2 separate regions of the Homo sapiens genome follow, and region 1 is linked to region 2. A link is a contact called in ENCODE Hi-C or POLR2A ChIA-PET data. All regions are on one chromosome and are shown on one strand. The core of a region is the stretch at or near the end of the contact, and the rest is flanking DNA. Distances in the headings are between cores, read along the strand shown.

Evidence for each region. A loop is a pair of places that touch in the nucleus more often than their neighbours do. ChIA-PET counts read pairs that join two places held with the same protein, here RNA polymerase II (POLR2A). Pooled maps may share reads with other maps.
Region 1: a loop to region 2 is called in a map with no recorded cell type, with 5 times the contacts of the local background. The contact joins two enhancer-like sites. A Hi-C loop is called at or near these places in 1 of 37 single-sample maps with no recorded cell type and 5 of 50 pooled maps. POLR2A ChIA-PET finds 5 or more read pairs at or near these places in 4 of 52 experiments (A673, BJ, GM12878 and 1 more).

Annotation. Positions count from the first base shown.
Region 1 is chr6:16,539,642-16,542,851 of GRCh38, reverse strand. The region is part of intron 4 of ATXN1 (ataxin 1); the gene reads left to right. Among named protein-coding and RNA genes, the nearest start is that of ATXN1-AS1, 220 kb to the left of the region's middle. Within about 2 kb of position 1,296, at least 8 of the 41 ENCODE cell types and tissues checked have a DNase peak (open chromatin) inside an H3K27ac peak, as active enhancers do.
Region 2 is chr6:16,419,632-16,422,949 of GRCh38, reverse strand. The region is part of intron 6 of ATXN1 (ataxin 1); the gene reads left to right. Among named protein-coding and RNA genes, the nearest start is that of GMPR, 180 kb to the right of the region's middle. RefSeq lists an enhancer at 1,697-1,746. Within about 2 kb of position 1,734, at least 9 of the 41 ENCODE cell types and tissues checked have a DNase peak (open chromatin) inside an H3K27ac peak, as active enhancers do.

The DNA.
Region 1 (3,210 bases), core at 47-2,546, 120 kb before region 2:
ATTATTAGTTTTTGTTGTTAATCTCTTACTGTGACTTATTTATAAATTAAACTCTATCATGGGTGTATATGTATAGGAAAAAACATAGTAGATATACATAAAGGTACTATTCATGGTTTTAGGCGTCCACTGGGGTCTTGGAACAGATCCTCCATGGATGGGAGGACAACTGTCTTTTGAATGTGTCAGACACAATTGTGGCATTTCTTAGTGTCTTTTTCCTACTCGTTAGTTGTATTTGGCTGCTGCAAACACCTTGGGCTCCCAAGTAGTTGGGAATGTGGAAAGCTACATACTTTCCCTCTAGAGAGAGCCCCAGTGTGAAAAACTAAGATAGCCGTGTGTTTGCTGATCCTTGGGACGAGCCAGGGAAGGGCTCCGGGAGCACTGTGTGAATTAAGGCTGTCAAGACCAAAGTAACATAGGAGGGAGAAGATGAAAATGCAGCAGCACGTCTCTTAATGTGATCGTTTCTCTTTCCCCTTACTGAAGCATAGTGCTCTCTGCTATTTGAAGAGCGCAATTTAGATTTATATTAAGGAATGAATAAATAGGATGCGGTGATGAAATCTCATCTGGAGTGAATGCAGATTGTGGATGCTAATGACCGTGTGGCTGTGCAGAGAACCCATTGGAAGCCTGGGCGCTTCTCCCTCCTCTGTTCACCCACTAGGCACTCAAGAGCAACTCAGGCAGTGGGGAAAAGGTTATCTTTTTTTAATGTCTCTCAGTGTTGCATCTTGCCTTATAGCGCCTTAAAGCACTTGACAAGCCTTCAAGTAATTCTTGGTGGTGGCGTTTTCCCCCAGAAGGCCTTAAGAGATGGTTTTAATAGATACACCTATCAATTTATTCCCAACTTGAGCATTTTGCTGTCTTGCATCATTTGACATCACCAGAAAGTCCTTTGGTTACTTCTGTAGTTCACATTGTACTTTCTGTCCTTTGAGTTTTGGGTGCTCAGGGGCAAGATGTCAGAAATCCTGAGTTTTAGTTGTGCCACTGCGTAGCTTTGACCAAGTCACTTTACGTTAGCAGGATACAATTTCCGTGTTCATTAAATGAGGAGACTGGACTGAAAGCTCTTAGAGGCCTCCTCTAGCTCAGACGTTCTGTAACACTCAGGGCTTTCTGCCTCCTCTGATTTGGCGGTGTCAGGATACAGGTCCAAGTGCGGCACTGTGCCTTGCAAAATTGCTCTCTCTCCCTGGCCAGCTTTTCCACCACTGTGGAATGAAGTCTGCCGCCTGGAAGAATCCCAGATTTCTCAAAGGCGTCCAGTTCTAGGGAGCAGCGTGCAAAGCCCTTGAGCACACTTTGACTTCTTCTGCCCTGGCTGGTGATGAAAAACCAGGTCACCAGAGGTTGCCCTGTTTCCAGTGATCAGCCCTCGGGACTGAAAAAGGAACAAATACAGAAGAGCTCCAAAGAAAGAAACAGAAAGAGACGCTCAAGCTGGGAAGCTAAGAACAGGTCCCTCTGCTGGGGTGGAAGGAGAAAGAATCTTAATCCTCTGCCTTCCCCCATGGGTCAGAGTCGTAAATGGGTGAGACTTGAAGGTGTGGTTGGTCACCCTCTCTCAAAGTTTCAGGGCTGGGTCAGGTGTCCTAGTAGTGTTGCGTGGTGCAGTAGTGAGTCCCCAGCCTGCATTCTGCAAAGCCCCAGAGGCTCCCCATAAACTTTGAGGCTGTGGGCTGCCCTCAGCCTCTATTGACCGGGGCAGCGGGGCAGCTTCTCCTTCAGCTCTGTGATATTCTGAGGCTATGTAAAATAGTTTTCTTAGAAAGGTCCTGTGGTTAAAAAAAATTTTTTTTAAACCACTGGTTTAGTTACGATGAGCTCATATTCAAAGCAATATGACCTTAGACAAGTCATTTGATTTTCCCAAACCTCATTTTCCTTATTTCAAAACAAGTTTAGTCATATATTCTCAGCCTGTCTCCCACAGCAATTTAAGGATTAATTAGAGTCAGTTATTCATACCTTCACTCTATGAACACGGTATTGAACACCTTTCAGTAGAAGGCTCTGTTGGGAGAGGAACTCATAAGTAAATACATGAGACAGCCATTCCAAGCAGAGGGAAAAAGCATGTGCAAATATTTTGTAAACTGTAAAACACAACACAAACCTAACATTATGTAATATTGCTGTTCTTAACCAGGCAGTTTAATATAGTGACTCTAGAGCCTAACTCCTTGGCTTTGAATCCCAACTGCAGCCATTTATCAGTGTGACTTCAGGCACTTTACCTACCCTCTTGTGCCTCAGTACTCCAATCTGTACAATGGGAATAATAATAGAACTCATCTCACTGGGCTGTTGGGAGAGCTGAATCAGTTCCGGGCGCAGTGGCTCATGCCTGTAATCCCAGCACTCTGGGAGGCTGAGGTGGGTGGATCACCTGAGGTCAGGAGTTCGAGACCATCCTGGCCAACATGGTGAAACCCGTCTCTACTAAAAATATAAAAAATTAGCCAGGCGTGGTGGCACGCGCCTGTAGTCCCAGCTACTTGGGAGGCTGAGGCAGGGGAATCACTTGAACCCAGGAGGCGGAGGTTGCATTGAGCCGAGATCATGCTACTGCACTCCAGCCTGGTGACAGAACAAGATTCCGTCTCCAAAAATAATTATAATAATAATTAAGAGACTGACACAGAGTAAGCACTCTATAATGTTTATTATTGGTGATTTCACCAATGCACTGTGAAATTCTGTTTCTTGATTCTCAGCATTGCAGTCCCCTGTCATTGCACTTCCAGTTTTCTCTTCCCCAGAAGATGCATCCCGTGTTCGAGCGGAAAGGCAAGGGAAACATCATGTCAAGAAAAGAGTTCCGAACAGTACTCTGTTTCTGTGGCATGGATCCTCTTTCCTCTCCTTTTCTCCTTTTTTTGAGGTTGGATTGGCACTCCTCTCAGACTTAAACAAAGGCTTTGCTTTGCAGAGAGGATCTTTCTGCCTTCGGTGTGTCATCTGCCTCTAAGGGTGTAATTTGTTTCTGATGCATGCAGGGTGCCCCCTTGAGAAGGCTTTGTTGATGTTGTGCAGAGGTGTCCTGTATTGATCGGTGATAGAACTGTTCTATAGTGGGTGAATGAGGTAATTGTCATCAGGTTACTCTAGTCGGTGACCTTGAGGCTGATCCGATGACTAAGCCACAGAGGTGGATCCCTGGTTATAGAATGTCCTTGTTTAAAGGTAAATCGG
Region 2 (3,318 bases), core at 485-2,984:
CTTACTGAAAATAAAGTGCTTTTCAGTAGTAAACCTTTAAGATTCCTGGTTTCCCTCTGACTTGTGAAAATATGAAAGAACTGAAATTAGACCACATTGGCCCAGGTTGGGAAAACAGATGGCAGAGATAAGGCAGATCAAAGAAACATCTCTCTGTGGGTGAAGGAGTTCCTGGTTGTCATGTATCCATTTTTTGTAGCGTTTTCCCTACTTGAGGAGGCTGTTGTGAAGGGCAGGATTCTTCACTGAATCTTTATTGTAAAAGGCATAGGTGTGTCTTGGGTGGATTCCAGTTCTCAGGTTGATTTGCTTGACAACTCTTAGGAAGGAACAATTAATACTGCTGCCCCTCAACTAGCTAGGGAGATTTCACTGTGGAGGTAGAAGTCGGATTCACTGAGGCAGAATTGCCAGGGCTTGAGACCCTTCATGCCTCTCTTTTCCAAGTCTCTCTCTCCAAGAAAGGGTGAACTTTTCAAGTCAAAGAGCAGGGACGTAAATAAATGCAGTTATGGCTGTCTTAGGAGGATCCATTCACTTAAGGCAAAGGTCTTAGAAGTTACAGAAGAGGAGAGAGAATGGGAACTACTGTGGCACCAGGATGTCTGGAGAAGAGAAAGTGCGCTTACTGTGCACAGCTTCCTCTCCCTCACCTGCGCCACGGTGAACCCACCTATATCTTTCTGCTGGCAAAAACATTTGCTCAGTGTGTCGCCGGAGTACTTGAGTGTCTGATATTTCTCAAGGCAGAATCTACCTCACTGTCTCTGAAACCTCAAAATATGTGGCCCTCTCGAAGGATAACAGTTGGCAGCAACCTAAGGCTGTTCTGCTCCAACTTGGAATGAAGAGGAATATGATTTGGCCATTCTTCTTAGCACAGAGGCAAATAAAAAAAAAAACCCTTATATACTTCAAAAGATGAAGATCTTACTTCTTACTGGCTATCTTTGCACCAGGTCCTGGGATTGGCATATAATAAAAAATGCATATGCAGTGGCCATGAAATGGGCTTAAAGGTCAATCTTGGCTGCCAGTCGTGGCTAAACTGCATTGTATTCCATGTTTTTTTCCATATTGCCCCTGCAGTGTACATATACATGCACAGTCATGGCCCCTGCACACTGTGTACACACTCACGCCTGCACACATGTATGCATATCAACGCCTGCACATGTACTTGTATGCACACTCACCCACACATGTGCATTTGTGTGCACTCACTTCTGCACACCTATTTGCATGCACGCTCATCTCCCACAAATATGTATGCATGCACACTCACGCCCCCCCCACCCTCCCGTGTGAAACTCTGCACCTGCTTGTCTTTACCCTCACCCTTGAACCTGTGTATAACCTCATAAAGTAGGAAGAAGCCCAGTGTTGAACTCTACAGCCTTTTACATTCAAAATGGTTTTGAAAAATGCCCATTCAGAGGAACAGGAAAGCACCAAACCTAAAAGGTCTGAGGACCTTTCCATGCTTTCTGTCTCCTAATCTCAGAGCTGTACCAATCTGTTATTTAAAAATTAGTCATTATTTATCCAAGGCAGGAGGGGACAAATGTAACTGTTAGTTCAGTAAATGATTTCATTCTTTTTTTTTTCCTGTGTCCTTTCTACTGTTAAAGTGACGAAAATGACACCACGGTTTGATATGTGGGGTTGGTTTCAGTTTGAATAATCTCATCCTTAGCTGCATGTGAACTCATGTCTTCTCACACTCTATTAGATAAAAGCCTAAAACAGGAAGGCCAGAAACAACTGTTTTTAAAAAGCTCATGCTACCCTGGCAACTTAAGTTGGAAGAACCTAATAAATAAATACAAAGCTGCCCCTCTGTCCTAATGTACTTCTTCTGAATTCCAGCTGGGCACCTCATGGTTTCATGCCTGAATCACAAAGGCGAGTGCCAGTACCCAGCCAGAGCAGTTTTCCTACCATAAACCAGTAAATGTGTGTGTATCACATGTAAGTCAGGGTCAGATGGGGAAAATCAACTACAAAACCGCAGAGACATTATGCAAAATTGGATTACGTACATGTTTTCAGTTTTGTCTCTTAGCAGTTTAAGTCTTTAATTAAAATACACACGAGAGAGAGAGACAGAGAGAGAGAGAGAGAATCTGTAACTGTTAGATTTTATAGGCCCCGGTTATGAGATAATAGCCTTCCAAGTAATTTTTATGGGTCATTCTATCTAGTGGCAACTTAGACTATAAAGCCATCTCCCAGCTTCCCAAAAGTAATGTCTGTTTTCTCACTTTCTAATAATTACTTCAGATTTGAAAGTAAGGAGTTGTCACAGTGAATACAAATTAGAGTCAGCTTCAGGGTATTACTAAATGTGGATTGTTTTGTTCCGAGTTTTATCCATTTTAGGCAGAGTAACATGATCATTTATATACATCTGCCTCTATGCAGGCTGTGTAGACATACTCAGAACACCAGCTTCACCTCTTCAGTCTTCTAAGACAGTCTTTCTAATACTCTATATTGTCTAATAGCTAAGCTATTGTTAAATAAAAACACGCAAATGTTTGCAGTTAGGCTCCCCCCTCCATTCTCAACCTCTTAAGTGATACAGACAGTAAATGCATTTTGATGTTTATTTAGAAAGTTGGCATCCTGGGACTGTTCACAAGATAGCTAATTTGTCTGAAGGTCCCCAGAGACAGTGAAAGTCATCCCACCATCTCTCTAGCTGCCCTCATACCGGGGAAGTAAAATGCAGCATAGAACACTGCAGCTCACGTTATGGAGAACAGTGGTGCTATGGTGATTTCCTTTCTATTCAAATCATTTAGTGAGGATTTACATAATTTGCATTAACGTGTGACTTTCGATCACTTATGCTGCAGCAGAGTATTCGTTGCCTATGTTCTCTAAGGCACCAGTGTGGTGGTTCATGTGTCCTTGTATAAAAGATTACTGTCCTCCCCATCCCCAGTCTTTGTATCTGTGCACCAGAACAAAATGCCCTCGGATCATGGCCACCCAGGCCAGAGAATGAGGACCCACACTTTAAAAACCCTGTAGATGATAGGATGAGCGGTCCTCATCCGTCCCCTCCCTGAGAGTGAGGTTGGGTTGGAGTAGAAGGATGGACTCTGCCAAATGATGACAGCAGCCCTGAGAGTCCTTCTCACAGGTGGCCAGCTCTGTCCCCTCCAGCCTCACCACACATTCCCCTAGTACACAAAGGCAGACCCGGGCAGCCACTCAGCATGCACATGTAGCAGTGTCCCCTGTACACTGGTACCCTCAAGGCCTCCCTGGCACCTTTGCTTGTTACGTTGGCTGATTTCTTCAAAGGGA